Linked DNA regions of Homo sapiens: all the other regions are linked to region 1. The links are chromatin contacts, found by Hi-C or POLR2A ChIA-PET in ENCODE. All regions are on one chromosome and are shown on one strand. Each heading gives the region's core, a stretch centred on a gene start or an enhancer-like site at or near the end of the contact. The rest is flanking DNA. Distances are from core to core; before and after follow the strand shown.

Region 1 (4,812 bases), core at 2,030-4,529:
TTATTCCTAGATATCCTTGTTCTTTGCGTTACGAGAGCATGACTAAAAATGACTATAAACTATATGTATAAACGAGGTTAAAAAGGCAGTTGAGTGGCTTTTTCACACTGTAAAGACAGCCTGTTGATTTAAGAAGCATACTTACTGCTTCCCGGGCTGGATGCTGTTTTTCATCTTTCTTCTTTATCTGAAGATGTTCTAATTTCCTTAGATGTAAGAGGCTCACCTGCCTCCTCCACCCTCCTCCCAACAAATTGCTACTGGAGCAGGAGAGTTGCAGCCACACTTTTTGACATCTTGTACTTATATATTCTACCCACAATCATCCCAGAGGAGAAAAGTAAAGCCTATTGCAATTCTAGAGTTCTCAGATTTATGATGATTTTTTTACACAAATTCTGTATTCATTCATAACTAGTATTTCCACAATGGCCTGTTTAATAATTGGCATTGTTTTTTACTTTGTGTGATTTTATAATTCAATAAGCAGGTTCATCAAATTAGTAATTATTGATTGTGAAATTTTCAGAACAGAAAGCTAAAATCAGATCTAGCCTCTGTTTTCTTCCGCATTTTATCAGGTTTTTTCTTATTCTTGGAAGAGGTCCTTAAACACTCCTAGGCAGTAGTTCTAAAGAGCAGTGCCCATCTGTGTCTGTTGACAATGTCATCATTAACAACTGTTATAGGGTGGGTCTGAGCTCAGTATTGTCATCATTGAGATTAAATTGCCAGTGAAGTGAATTTCTTCCTGAGGAAATAATATTTCTTAATCCTGAGATACAGTCAGAAGCCATGAGTTCTGGCTTTGTCTAGAATTTACCATGTAATCCTAGAAAATCTATTTTCAGATATTCCCTACTCTTTAAGATGTGGATAGTGAGACCAAACCATTTCTAAAGTCCTTTTCCAGATACGAAATCTAACATAATGTTTAGAAATAAACAGAAGTTTATTTGTTTGCAAATTTTAACTGTATAAGCCGAAATCTGTTTCCTTTTTAGTTATGGTATCATATTTTCAAGGATACCAGAAGCCATGTAGAGTAAAGCTAGTTAAACTGCTTCCAGTGATCATGTTTGTGTATGTGCTTTTAGGCATCCTTAACCTTGAGTTTTTATCAGTGTTCCCTCCCAAACACATCCTGGTGGATTATTGGACTGTTAGCATCGTAGAGAGTTGTTGATGTCTGAAAGTTTTGGAGAAACCGTGACTTCTGACTTGACCACATGTTTACAGCAGGGAAAATAACACTGTTACTTAATTACAGCCAGTCTCCATGGTTAGATGTGAAGGGGTGAGAGAGAGTAATTACTGTCTAGCACTTTTCTGTGTAGATTTCCTCTGGGCACTCTTGGATTATGGGAATCCAGATGGGGGAAATGACCTGGCTTTGCTATCTTATTTTCCCCAGAGCAGCATTTAACAATTGCTTAATATGGGAACTATTATGTATGAGCACTTTTAACCCCAGTGGAAGAAAGCAAGGTGTTTATGCCCCTAGGGAGGTGGCAAAACCAGAGAGTAACACAAAATTTCATATCCTGACAAAAGCCTTTGGTGTTACAAGTGCAGAGCTGATTTTGCCTCAGTGTTGCCAAAACATCAGGTACAGCTCAGTTTCACCCCAGATAGGGTTCAAGTGAGTTCTGTTGTGTCTTATCAGAAGAATAAGGCTTGAAGTTTCCTGATAGTATAATTCCTAGCTAGTTCTGGGTATTCCATGTTTGTAAGAAAATTATAATTAACACTTAAAACCGTGCATCAGAATTTAATTTTAATAAATTTTCTTTGATTTCCCTGAACCTTCGCCCCAAATTGGATTCATGATGGGCAATAAAATAGATTTGTACATAGTTGCCAATGATGATTATCTTGTAGAAATCAACTTTTAGTTAGGAATGCACTGCAAAATTATTAGATTATTTCATTAGATCTTTTTATGGGACAATTACAGTAAAATGTAAGTGAATTGTGATATCATTTGTAAATTTAACTTATGACAAACCAGACATTTTACTGTAAACATTAGTTATTAAAGTATCATTTCAGCTAATTGCTTCTTGTAGGGAATAAGTCAGTTTTATAATAGTTACTTGAATACCCGGAATAGGTAAGCAGTTTCTCTGTTCAGGGGCCACAAATCTCAATAGAGTGAAGATTCTGGGATACAGTCCTAAGTGCCATCTTTGTAAAAAAAAAAAAAAAAAATTTAGACCTTTTAGAATAAGTTGGATGAGGCTTAACAAGATACAGTCTATAAAAAGAAATTCTGTTAAGCAAACAAAATGCTTTTTTGTGTGGACAAGGCATTTAATTCGTATTAAAAACATCATTTGCATTTTCCCTTTAAATGAAAAATAAGTTTTTAAAAGCAATCTTTATATATGAATATACTGTGTGAATAACTTTACTTGACAGTATTTGGTTTAGCTATATATTTGCTGGAAGGATCGGCTACTTCTTTAACCCCAAGAAGAGACTCACCACGAGAAATTTCACGATTATCATAATACTATCCCCCAAGATCTTGCTACAGCCATGTTTATCTTACTGCTCACCATGACTTGTGATAAATTCTAGTCAACTCCATTCATTTATTTATCTGTATATCTCAAGTGTTGATGTATGTGACACTTTGATAGATAATGCAGGTAAAAAAGGCAAAAGTTCACATGATTTCCTCCTGCCTAAAGTGTATAGTCTAATTGGCACTTAGTGGATGCTAATTAAGTAATCATACAGACAAATATAAAGTCCTAACACAGTATAGAGGTCTATGTGAGGCTATAATGGGTGGTTTGATCTAAACAGGGAAGGCAAGGAAATATGCCCTAAGAAAGTGATTCTGGAGTTGAGATCTAAGAATGAATTTGATTAAGTGAAGAACTTACCAGGTAGATGTTATAGCACTGGCACATACAAAGGCAAAAAGCCAGATACCACGTAGACACCAGAGCTTCTGGAGCAGCAATAACAGGGAAACTTGCATATAGGATCAGTGGCAGGTTTGCAGGCCACCTACTGCTCATCGGGCTCTAGGTAGTGCTCAGCATTCTTCCAGGGCTGCGCCAGAGTTGTGAAGAGGGTCTCTGGCACTTGAGCTCTGGAGCTTTTAAGCTGCATGACTTGGGAAACTTTATCCCCTGTCCTGGTATGAGATTGGGGCTAGTGCAGCTTGGCAGGACCATGCACAGTGTTGCTTGGTTAGTACCAGGCCCTTCCCTGGCACAGTCCATGGGCTAGGGTCCAAGCCTTGAGGCTGATCTGAAGTGATTGCTTTAAACATGGAGTTGCAGCCAGTTTCCACAGAGCTTTGCAGCATGCCAACTCCTTTTCTTGGAGTCCAGCCCACAAAGGGCTTGATTAGCCCTTCTTCTTAAGCAGGCACAAAAGCCCTTTGGTAGGAGAGAGAATAGTGAGTTAAAAGGGACCACCTCCATTGTGATTGGAGTGATATAGTGGATACTGCACTGGAAGCAAATTAATGTTTTGGTAGTGGAAGAGGTGCCTTGGAATGATGAAGTCCCTGCCTTGGCTGGGTTGATGAAAGATTGAACTTTTAGGAAGTGAAAGGATCCCATGAGTTTTTAACAAAGTTTATTGTATATTCGTCAAAAATAACAGTGACTTTTCATTTGTACTGAACTCTGCATTTTAAAACTCCATGTCTAATAAATTTACAGGAAAAGTATATGATTATATTATGAAAGAAATGGAAAATAAAAAAATCTGGTCTGTCATGTATTATGGGCCCCTTCCAATTGAATACATGACTGGCTGAAATGAAGTACATCTATCAGACTTTCCTAGTGTTCAGATGAGCGAATGGATGAAATTAAAGAAGATATTAATGAATATGTTTCCTGTTTGAAATAAAGAGTGTTTTAATGAGTGAAATAGTTTAAGTGAAAATTTTTTAATATCATTTAAATTCTTAAACTAAGGTTCCATTTAATTATAGAAATGCAGGTAACTTTTACTTTAATGTACCTGTTGAAGTAACCATCATCTCGTGGTAGCCAAAGTTACTTCTAAAATGTATTTGACAAATTTTATTAGTGTGATAATTTGTTTCAAGATATTAGCATGTTTGTTACCTTGAAACACTTTATTCTGATTATATAACACATATGATTAATTTTCCATTGGCTTTAGCATTTCAACTGCTAAGTTGAAATAATTCCTACTGAATTATGAACTTTGTGAATAAAATCAGTAAATGTTCTGGTGAAGAGGCAAATTGGCTATACAGTTACAGGATAACTTTGTAAACCTGCTGAGCTACCATGAATCATTATGTTCTATTTGCTGTACTAACTGCCATTCTTTCAGATTCAACTAAAAGTTCATTTTGTTAACTTTTCAGTGATCCATCTTTTTATACTTCCCTTCTTCGTGGTTTTATGTTTCCAGCCTTTCTGTGATTATTTTTCCTCTCTTTCTGCCTCTCTTCTTGCTTTCTGAAGCCATGTCCCTGAACCTGAGGATTATGGCTGCTCTCCTGATGAATGGTAAGCTCTATGGAACTTTCTGCCTCATTGATCCCTATAAAAGGTTTGCATTTTATTGTTTTGTAAGACACATTTCACTCTCTTTTATATAAATATATATATATAAATAAAATATTGCTGAGCAGTTAGGGTAACAATGCTGTAAAGTAGATATTTCTTGAAATCTATTGAATATTCCTGATTTTTGATGGAGAAACATGTAGTTTATAGATTAGGTTTGCCAGAGTTTTACATTGTTTATCTGTAATAAAGTCTAATGATCAATTCCAGAGTGTGGGCTTTGGACTACCTCAGGTTT
Region 2 (4,437 bases), core at 1,312-3,811, 35 kb before region 1:
TATTACAACAAAGCTGTTACCTTGTATCCTGCTGAATAAAAACAAGTTACATTTGAGGTAATTGTTTAGTCTGAGCTCTCCCATGGCAGGACTGTCAGACTAATTAAGCTGTTAGAAAACTATAACAGGTGTGTTTGGTTGGAACTGGTAGAGGAGTTTTGCATTTAAAACAATGAGCTGTCAAAGCACCATACCACTAGCCATTCTGACAATCCTGTCGTAACTTATTCCTACTCCCCTTCACCAGGCTTCTTTAATCATCTCCTCTAGGCTCTTAACGCTTTCCATATATTGGAGGAATGTCATCTTCCTAAATGAAGGTAGGGAGGAACACAGTCACCTCCTTGTTGAAATCTAATCCAGTTACATTGTGACTGGTTTCTTGAACACATTCTAAATGTACAAAATTACATTGGCCTTGGCTGTGTAATGTGAGGTTTACCTAATTCTCTACTGAAATGAATACATTAAAAAAAAAAAAAAACCTGTAGAATCAGAATAGCATCTCTGTTACTTTTGGCTCAACAACCCTAAATGCTCATCACAGGCTGGGCATTGTTTCTTGCTTTCTCTAAACTTAGGTTTGTGCCGGGTCAGAGGAGGTTGATGATTTAAAAATACCTAGATTGCTAATTCAGTCACCAGCATAATACATGTGGTGGTGTTTATTTTCATTGTTCTAAGGACTGGGTGTTTAAGAACCAGTTCTAAAAGATAACAATGAATTATAGGATTGACTAGTTTCCTTGGCCAGTGTTCAAGTCTTGATTTGTATGGAAACTTTTTTTTATGTTGTGAGCTGATTTTTAACTTTATCAGAGTATACTCATCTATATTCCAAGAAGACACTAGCCTCAAGTTTGTGTATTTCCTTTCTTCATTTCTGTATTCTGGTTTTGTATTTCAAGAACACAGTAAATGGGGGATGGGGTAGAAGTACGTCCTCATTTCTAGGGAGCCTACCAGCACTGCAGATGCAGCAGGCCCATGCAGCAAGTGTTGAACAGCAAGGTTCTGTAATATTTTCAAAGAAGCGTTACTCTATTTAGTTAGGATTCCAACCCAGTGTAGGGATGTAAAGGTAATTTATACTTTCATTAATCCAGACCACTACAGCCTTCAGAATAAATATCAAATACTCATCAGACTGACAAAATTCAAGGAATGGATAAGTTTGTGCTTGTCTCAGTTTATAGTCAGTGGAAATTTATACATTGCTGGTAAAAGTATGGAGTGCTGTAGATTCTTAGGTATCTGGTTGTATCTGATAAAATTACAAACTCAAATGCCCCGGAGTCAGCAATGTTCTCTGGGGCATTCTCTCTTACAGGGTACAATCATGTGAATATATTTCATTGCTGTGGTAGTAGAAAAAAATAGAAGTCAGAATTTGCACCAGGGGGAGAATAGTTGAATGCTTTATGATGCAGCTGTTGTGGAAAATTGAGTTGTCTCACACAGGGCAAGGACAGCTCTGTGCCTATCTCTAGGACACCTGGAAGTGTGATGCTGAACACTGCCTAAGACAAGGATGAGACGGACTAGCTGGTGATTTATAATGTGCTGTTTAAGGTTTGAAACTCCCTTGTAGCCACCCAAGACTAGCTTCTCTACTCAGTTTAAGCATATATAGAGATTGATGGCTTAACTAGTTTTACTGGCTACACAGTTTGCCTTGGCTAGTCAACTAGAGGGTAGAAAAGACGCCACTGGAAACTTTTGCCTGGGCTTTCCTGAAATTCAGATTTCACATACATACCATGGAGCTTCAACACCCGTGTTGAGGGTGAAAGAGAAGGGATCCTGGGGAGCCATGCCTGTCAGTCTCTCAGGCCTCTGATGCTTTTCTGGTCTTTCATTTTCCTGCTGTACCATATCCTTTGCCTTGAGTAAAGTCTTCTGTGAATACATCCTGTGAAGTCTTGTGTGTCCACCTAATTATCCAACCCGTTGTAATTGACACATCTGTGCCATGGAGTATTTTCCAAAAATGAGTTAAATATCTCTGCTATTCATTAAAGTATTTATGGCATGTTGAGTGGAAAACCAAGTGGCAGAGAAATTTTAAAAGGGAAAGAAAAAACAAGAATGTCCATGTTTGTCTAGAGAAAGGTGTGCGAGGATTCATCAGTTAGTACTCCTTACTGTGAGAAACTGGCCTTGAGAAGAGGAATGTCAGCTTTTACCTTGTATACATACCTGTCTTGCTGGAAACATGTATTGATTTTGTCATTTGGTAGAAAACATTGAATATGTATTTAAAAGTTTCTTAGATGTGTACATTTGGGCAGTATGCCACATTTTTCTAAGTATTTCTCCAATAATGAATTGAGAGAGAACATTTGGGTGGAGAGGAGAATGCACTGTTTGGCTGGAGACAAAGATTCGCAAAAGGTCGGTTGGAGAAAGGAGGTAAATAAGTTTGAATGTGGAGAGAAAACTGATCAGAGCAAGGTTGAGGGAAAATGAGCACGTACAGAAGATGGAGGCGTCAAGCAGATTTGAAGGAGGACGGCAGAAGTGCAGCAGATTTGGAGGCGGTTTTCCATGTAAGTGCCACTGGCTTCCACTATCCGTTATTGAGTGAAGACTCTCTGGCATAATCTGTTGGATCTGAGAAGCCTGTTGTGACACTTCCCATGTGTTAAATGGCACCCAACAAAGTGGATCAGGGCTATTTTTTACATGTGAACTAACAAACATCTGTAAAGTCACAGCATGTTGAGGAGGGCTAGATTAAATTACAGAGCTGGAAGGAGTGGCCCTGAGCTGATACCAGAGAACAGTTTGTGTTAGTGCCTCTGAGGGTTACATAACCATTTCTAACTGCTTGCACTGAAAATTGGTTTAGTCACTTATAAAACTGAGATGTCTATTTTAAGCAAATGTTAAAATAGTTCATTGGCATCTTTTTCTGTAGCTATTTTTTAATTCAGTTATAGTTCACATACCATATAACTCACCATGTTGAAGGATACAGTTCAGGGGTGTTTAGTGCATTCACAAGGTTATGCACCGATCACCACAACCTTAATTCTAGAACATTTTCATTAATCCAAAAAGAAACCCTATACATGTAAACAGTCAGTCTTTCTTTCTTCCTTGAATCCCTTGCAATCACTAACCTACCTTTTGTCTCCATGGATTTGTCTGTTCTTGGCATCTTATGTACATGGGATCATACAATACGTGGCCCTTTGTGTCTGGGTTCTTTCACTTAGCATATCTCCAAGATTCATTCATGTCATTGTATCCACACTTAAATTATTTTTATGGCAGAATAACATTCCATTTAATGGCTATACCACATTTTGTTATCCATTCATCAGTTGATAGACATGTGGGTTGTTTCTACCCTTTGGCTATTATGAATAATGTTTCAGTGAACATTCATATACAAGTTTTGTGTGAACATATGTTTTCCGTTTGCTTGGGTATACACCTAGTAGTAGAATTTCTGGGTCTGTGGTAACTGTGCTTAACTTTTTGAGAAACTGCCAAAGTATTTTCCTATACAACTATTTATTAAATGTCATGTTTATGTTATTTTTAACATGAGCCCTACTAGGTAGTGGAGTTGTATCTTCAGTAAATCTATAACTGTTGCAATGGTTTTATATGATCCTATGACAGATAAGAATATTAGTGGATCCAGCATTCCACCCAGTTAGTACTTACTGAGCACCAGTGTGTGCTGTGTGATAACACTGGAATGGTAACAGTGAGTATAATAGGGAAGGTTTCTCTTGTCATGGATCTTATAATCTGGGGGAAGAGACAGCCCTTAAATAATCCTGTTTAATTAAGTATACAGTAAAACTGTGATGCTGTGATAAGTGTTCTAAAGGAAAAGTGCACGGAGCTCATTTAGATTTGGGGGTGAGGAGGAAGGACTGGGTGTCAACACAATGTCCCCTGAGAAAGTGCTGTTAAAGCTGAGATCTACAAGGTGTGTGTACAAGTTAACTAGGTGAGGATGGAGGGAAAGAGAATTCTAGGCATGGAAACATGTGCAAAGGATTTGAGACAGCAGAGAGCATGGTGCGCTCACTACAGAGGGCATAAGGAGGGTGTGTTGGGAGTGACAAGAAGTGATGACAGGAAAGAGGCAAGAGCTGCTTCATAAAAGGCCTTGTAGATGTTTTGATTTATTTTTTGAGCCTAGGGAAGCCAACTGAAGAGTTCTGAGCAAGGGGTGACCCAAGTTTGTGTGTATGGACTGATACATAATAATATGTAATTATAACATTTATGTAAAATCATCATAGATAATCCTTATAGCTACACTGTAGAAACTGAATTTGAAAGAGATTAAGAATGAATGCAGGAAACTAGCCTGAGGCTAATACAGACATCCAGTTGGGAGGGGGTGGTTCCTTGAACTAGGGGTGCTGATATTGGTGATGGTGGAGAAGATTTTTAAAATATTGGCAGATT
Region 3 (4,910 bases), core at 1,246-3,745, 58 kb before region 1:
AACTATCTAAGGTCATGTTTTATTCTTGGCTTTGCCATTTACCAAATACTGTTCATTCGACTATACTTAATACGGAGTTCAAACCCATTGCATGGTGGGCTTCAGAGTTCAGTCTGAACCCAGAGAAAATGGGTGGGGCACTGAGTGGATCTCAGAAGCAGTCTGTTGAATGTCTTGAAGTCCATTTCCGTTAAATAGGTGAGTATTGTATGTCCTCTTTGCACAAGATTGTGCTAGGAAAAGCTGAGAGAGATACCAAAGAGCATGATTAAGATGCGTTTCTTTCTCTCAGTAAAGTTCACCTTTAGCATGACTTTACAGACAAAGAAGGCTTCTGAAGGCCTGACCTACCAGGAAGACTCAGAACTGTTACCAGATCAAGAACGGCACTCGCCTTCCCCTTGCTTTCTGTGAGGGGATGACATAAAAGCGTCAGAGTTTTCAGTAGTCCTTAGGAGTTCAGACAGGTGGATTAAAAGCTACTAGTAAATTTTAATGACTTATGTGAACGAACCCTCTAAATTATTAAACAGCAAGGGACATGGGTTCCTTCCTTAAAACGAGGAATAGAACTCCATGTATAAGAAGGAATACCATCTTAGTTTGACCCTCTTTGGGGCAGGGTGGTAAAGGATTCTCCTATTTTGATTGCCTTTGTCACCATTCTAATAGCTCAGCTTAGGCATTGCCCAGGTATGCACATGTAGCTCTTTATGTGGTTATTATAGCTGATGAAGGTGGTGATATGCAGAGGAAATAAAAAAATGAAATCATAAAATAGAATTATCTGGTGCATATTGAATAACTTTCAATTTTGAATGTAGCAAATGTGTTTTCACCTTTAACCCAGAGCTGTGAGATCAAAATTGCTACCTACCTTCCTCAAAGTGTTGGTTCATTAATCAAATGGAAGAGTCCGTTTCTCTTTACATGGAAAGAGTCTGGATTGACAGGTTACTTACGTTAAGTCCAGACCTAAGTTGCCCATTTCTGCAATGTAAGATGATTGCATTGAAGAGTTTAATTATAATGGTTACAAACTCTCACTTCCAAATTAGCAAAAATGCTAGTCTTTTTCCCAGGTACCTTCATCAGAATATTCCTGAGGATCTCTGAGGTCAAGTATGTTCACTGAGATATTTCTGAGAACCTCTGAGGTTGCTGTGCCTGTTTACTGCTAGCTTGCTGTCACCTGCTAGGAGTAAACAGAATTGGATACATAACAGAAGGTGATACCTGCAATCTCTGGCCTTCAAACATTCTGGGAGTGGGCTTCAGGTGCCTGATGGCTCTCCATGTCACTGCTGAGGAGACAGGGGAGAGGTGCCTACCAGCTCCACTGGCTGAGAGCCTCACTCCCTGCTTTCAGTGCAGATCTCCCTTCCTCAGTATCACACCTGGTCAGGGCACAACAGAGCGAAGCGTTCTGCATACATTCAGCTTCATGTACAATATCTTTCCAAAGCTTTTCTGTAATGCCTGGGTAAAGAAAGCCTATGTTGTCTGTGAAATCCTGTGCTCAGAGCCATCCAGTCTCTTCGATGGTCCTACCCCTGGCAACAGTTTACAGTTTAGATTTTCCCCTTCATTTTGGTGAGTTTTCTCTTTAAAGATCCCTTATTATCTGACCTAGGTTGGGCCCCTACTAATCCATTAGGATTGTTTTAATTACTCTGATTCCCACATAAGGGATGGGGTTAATTCCAGTCCCTTTAGTTCAAGGAAAATCCTTTGCCCCACAGAAATTCTTGAATACAAGTTAATATCTGAGGGGGAGATGCAGTATCCAATTGCTTTCAGTGGATAGCAATATCCAGTGCTCTCCCAGCAGCGTTTGAGACCTCAATGTAAGTAGGTGTGTCTGGATGGAGTAACACCCAGTTCCTCAGCTAAGGACATCCAAGGGCGGGGCCCTCAAAAGTCCCATTACATAAAGTAGATACAACACTCAAAAGTCCATTATATAAAGTAAATACAACACAACCTGAGAACATCAGCTCAGAGTGGAGTGAAGAGCTGGTTTTTTTGAGGCTCTCTCTCTAATCCAGAGGCGGGGAACAGCACACTCTGGTCTTCATGCTACCACGAAGGAAGACCTAATAAAGGACTCAATTTTTTTTAAAGATTGATCTCCCTCTATTCAATAACCCATGTGTGAAATTTCAATTATACAAAACTAGAGGGAAAAGTATGTGTTTAGAACATGGTGTAGGGAAACACTGTGAGCAAAGCTGCTGATTGGGTCTGAAACTGCAAAATGGGTGTGACAGAATCTACTCGGAGCCATGTGACCTCCAGGGTGATAAGGATACAATGTGCCTCTCACCCTGTGCCCCTCCTACTTGGAAAGCTTTCAGTGGTTGGCTGCCAAGCAGAGCGCAGGGTCCTCTGGGACCTGGCCTGCGTGCTTCCTCAGCGTGGTTTCTCGTCCGCCTTCTGTCTGTGCTCCAGCAGCACTGCCCTGTTTGCTCTCCCCTGCACACATGACACCGTTTCTCACACCCCAGTCCCTGTGCTCATGCTTCTCACCTTTGTAGAACACCTCAGTGATTTTCTGGTTTCATACTATAACAAACCCCACAGGCCAGCTTTTCACATAGTTGTTACCAGCACTTGGCCAACAGTTGTTTTTTCATCAGTGGGTGGAGCAGCTTTTCTTGCCCCCAAAAAACAGTCAACCACTCATTTTTCATTGGGTATATGTATTCGGCAAACATTGGGTACCTGCTGTTTGTTGGCACTGGTGTTGAGAAGATGAATAACACACCCTCTATGGCCCTAGGGAGTTCCCATTCTGGTAGGGGGAACCTGACTCAGGCAGCAACAAAACCTTCTGGTAAGTGTTTTGCTGAAGAGTGGGGAGGTTCAGAGGGCTGTGGAAACCCAAAGACGTTTTACCTAACTTGAACATCATAGAACACTTCAGAAGAAACCACATGTCAGCAGGTCTTATGGGAGGAGTTGGCATTGGCTAGGCAGAAAAGAGAAGAAAAATGGGTTTTGGAGATACAGTACTGTTGTCACCCCTTTGATTTTTCACTAGAAGACACAAAAAGCTGTTTAAAATACTATCTGTTGATATTCTGTTCTAGAACTTGTATGTATTTTTTAAAGTGTTTGTCAACATTGCAACAAAGTACCCAGTTGAATGTATCCTGTTGTTTCAATGATTATGAGATGACTTGAAGTGCTCTTGAGAAATTTAAAGTTCGTTTGTGAACATGAATTCTAACTGGAGAAAAAAATAGGTGATGATAGTGAGTTGGATCATTGTTGCAGTTCTCTATTTAAACCTTACTATTTATCTTTTCTTCTGTCTTCATCTGGGAAAAAACCCAGAAAAGTATTAAATGCATATGCTTTAATTTTTGACTATATTTTAAATTACCTTGTTAGTTTTACCTAAAACTGTAATTTAAACCAGTTTAAAATTAAGGTTTACTTCTGGGCATCTTTTTATATAGTGGAAGGAAAGAAGTTGAACACTTACGGGGGAAATGGAAAGTTGATGTTATGTCTTGTTTTTGATATGGCTCAGTTTTTACATGACTGTTAAATGCTGCCCTTTAAATCTAGTAGAAATGTTAAATATGGGGATGTTACTTTTTATTATAAAAGAAACAACAGTTAAGGGGAAGCAAGTAGCTTTTAACAGATTTCATATTCTAGACTAGTTATGAAATCTGTTTTTGGTCTGGACAATAAAACATTTCTTGTACAATAAGAAGATCTCTTTTTAAGGTTATGAGAAGACAGATGATGTTTCAGAGAAGACCTCACTGGCTGACCAGGAGGAAGTAAGGACTATTTTCATCAACCAGCCCCAGCTGACAAAATTCTGCAATAACCATGTCAGGTAAGAACTACCAAAGAATGCCATGAGACCAGCCAGCAGAGCAGAGCTGGTTAGGTCAAAATGAAAATGCTTGCAAAGAGCTTTCAGTGCAGTCAGTTAATATTTGAGAGCTCCCTGTTGGCAGTGTGAATAGGCTGTTTCCCCATCTTCTCTCCCATAGAGAAATATTCATAAGAATCTGGAAATAGCGAGGAGCAGAAAGAATAAGCACCCATCCTCTGCCGATGCTGCATAGATATTGAATAATGAAAGCTGCTTATGTGTAAATGCCTCTGTCCTAAACCTGTTAATAGAGCGATGCGTTACTGGTTTTGGTTAGCAAGTTTTAACATTTTAGAAGAGGTCTTTGCAATTCTGCACCAAGAATTCCTTCTGGTTATATAGTCTTTAAGTATTGGTTTTTGATAGTTGTGAAGTTTAGTATGGTGTGGAGGAATGGAGGGCTGTGCGAATTACTTCACTGCACTGTTGTGTTTTCATTCCAACAATAATGTAAAAAGTATCTGTGTAAGCACTGGCCACTTATGCGGCTTCTGGGACCACATAAACACCTTCAATACCAATAAAGTGTTTCTCCAGTGGCAGAGTTAACTAGATTTGAGAAGTGCCCACTTAATATGTACAATTTCAAATTCTAGAGGAACATTTCTCAATTTGGGTAATGTGGCATGTGTCTGCTTTAATCTCCTTTCTATTTGATAAACAAGAGGAAGATCTGGGTGTTTCTAAGACCTAAGTAGTGATATCTTACTGATGTGGGCATATCTGGTGTGTTTAGTGTGGATTTCTAGCCATGTTCCTGGAGTGGCAGTGAAGAAAATTCAAACAGAACCCCAGAGATCTCCCTGAAATTATCCAGGAAAGGCATCTCTGTTTACAGTGTCTGGTCAAATTGCTCAAATTGCTGATTTCGGGGTTCTTTTGGCAAGATTTTATTTTCTAGTCACACGTTGTACTCTGTCTTATGGAGGGCTGGAGCCCTTTAACTCCAAAGTTGCTCTTCTTTGTAAGCTACTTCTAGTAATGTTAAGCAGAATAATTGGCCAAATAGGAC

The links. Hi-C counts contacts between places; a loop is a spot of excess contacts on that map. ChIA-PET counts read pairs that join two places held with the same protein, here RNA polymerase II (POLR2A). Pooled maps may share reads with other maps.
Region 2: a pooled map shows a loop between it and region 1 (2.6-fold over the local background). The contact joins two enhancer-like sites. A Hi-C loop is called at or near these places in 1 of 168 maps with a recorded cell type or tissue (Right ventricle myocardium inferior) and 9 of 50 pooled maps. POLR2A ChIA-PET finds 5 or more read pairs at or near these places in 5 of 52 experiments (MCF 10A, OCI-LY7, WTC11 and 2 more).
Region 3: a loop to region 1 is called in a pooled map, with 2.9 times the contacts of the local background. The contact joins two enhancer-like sites. A Hi-C loop is called at or near these places in 3 of 168 maps with a recorded cell type or tissue (CD8-positive, alpha-beta T cell, OCI-LY7 and Right ventricle myocardium inferior), 3 of 37 single-sample maps with no recorded cell type and 9 of 50 pooled maps. POLR2A ChIA-PET finds 5 or more read pairs at or near these places in 2 of 52 experiments (MCF 10A and activated CD8-positive, alpha-beta memory T cell).

The regions. Positions count from the first base shown.
Region 1 is chr4:42,568,863-42,573,674 of GRCh38, reverse strand. It overlaps ATP8A1 (ATPase phospholipid transporting 8A1), which reads left to right. Exons shown (of 37, transcript NM_006095.2): 15 at 4,470-4,514. Among named protein-coding and RNA genes, the nearest start is that of ATP8A1, 86 kb to the left of the region's middle. Within about 2 kb of position 3,279, at least 4 of the 41 ENCODE cell types and tissues checked have a DNase peak (open chromatin) inside an H3K27ac peak, as active enhancers do.
Region 2 is chr4:42,603,680-42,608,116 of GRCh38, reverse strand. The region is part of intron 5 of ATP8A1 (ATPase phospholipid transporting 8A1); the gene reads left to right. Among named protein-coding and RNA genes, the nearest start is that of ATP8A1, 51 kb to the left of the region's middle. Within about 2 kb of position 2,561, at least 2 of the 41 ENCODE cell types and tissues checked have a DNase peak (open chromatin) inside an H3K27ac peak, as active enhancers do.
Region 3 is chr4:42,625,941-42,630,850 of GRCh38, reverse strand. It overlaps ATP8A1 (ATPase phospholipid transporting 8A1), which reads left to right. Exons shown (of 37, transcript NM_006095.2): 2 at 3,742-3,856. Among named protein-coding and RNA genes, the nearest start is that of ATP8A1, 29 kb to the left of the region's middle. RefSeq lists a silencer at 3,834-3,883. Within about 2 kb of position 2,495, at least 15 of the 41 ENCODE cell types and tissues checked have a DNase peak (open chromatin) inside an H3K27ac peak, as active enhancers do.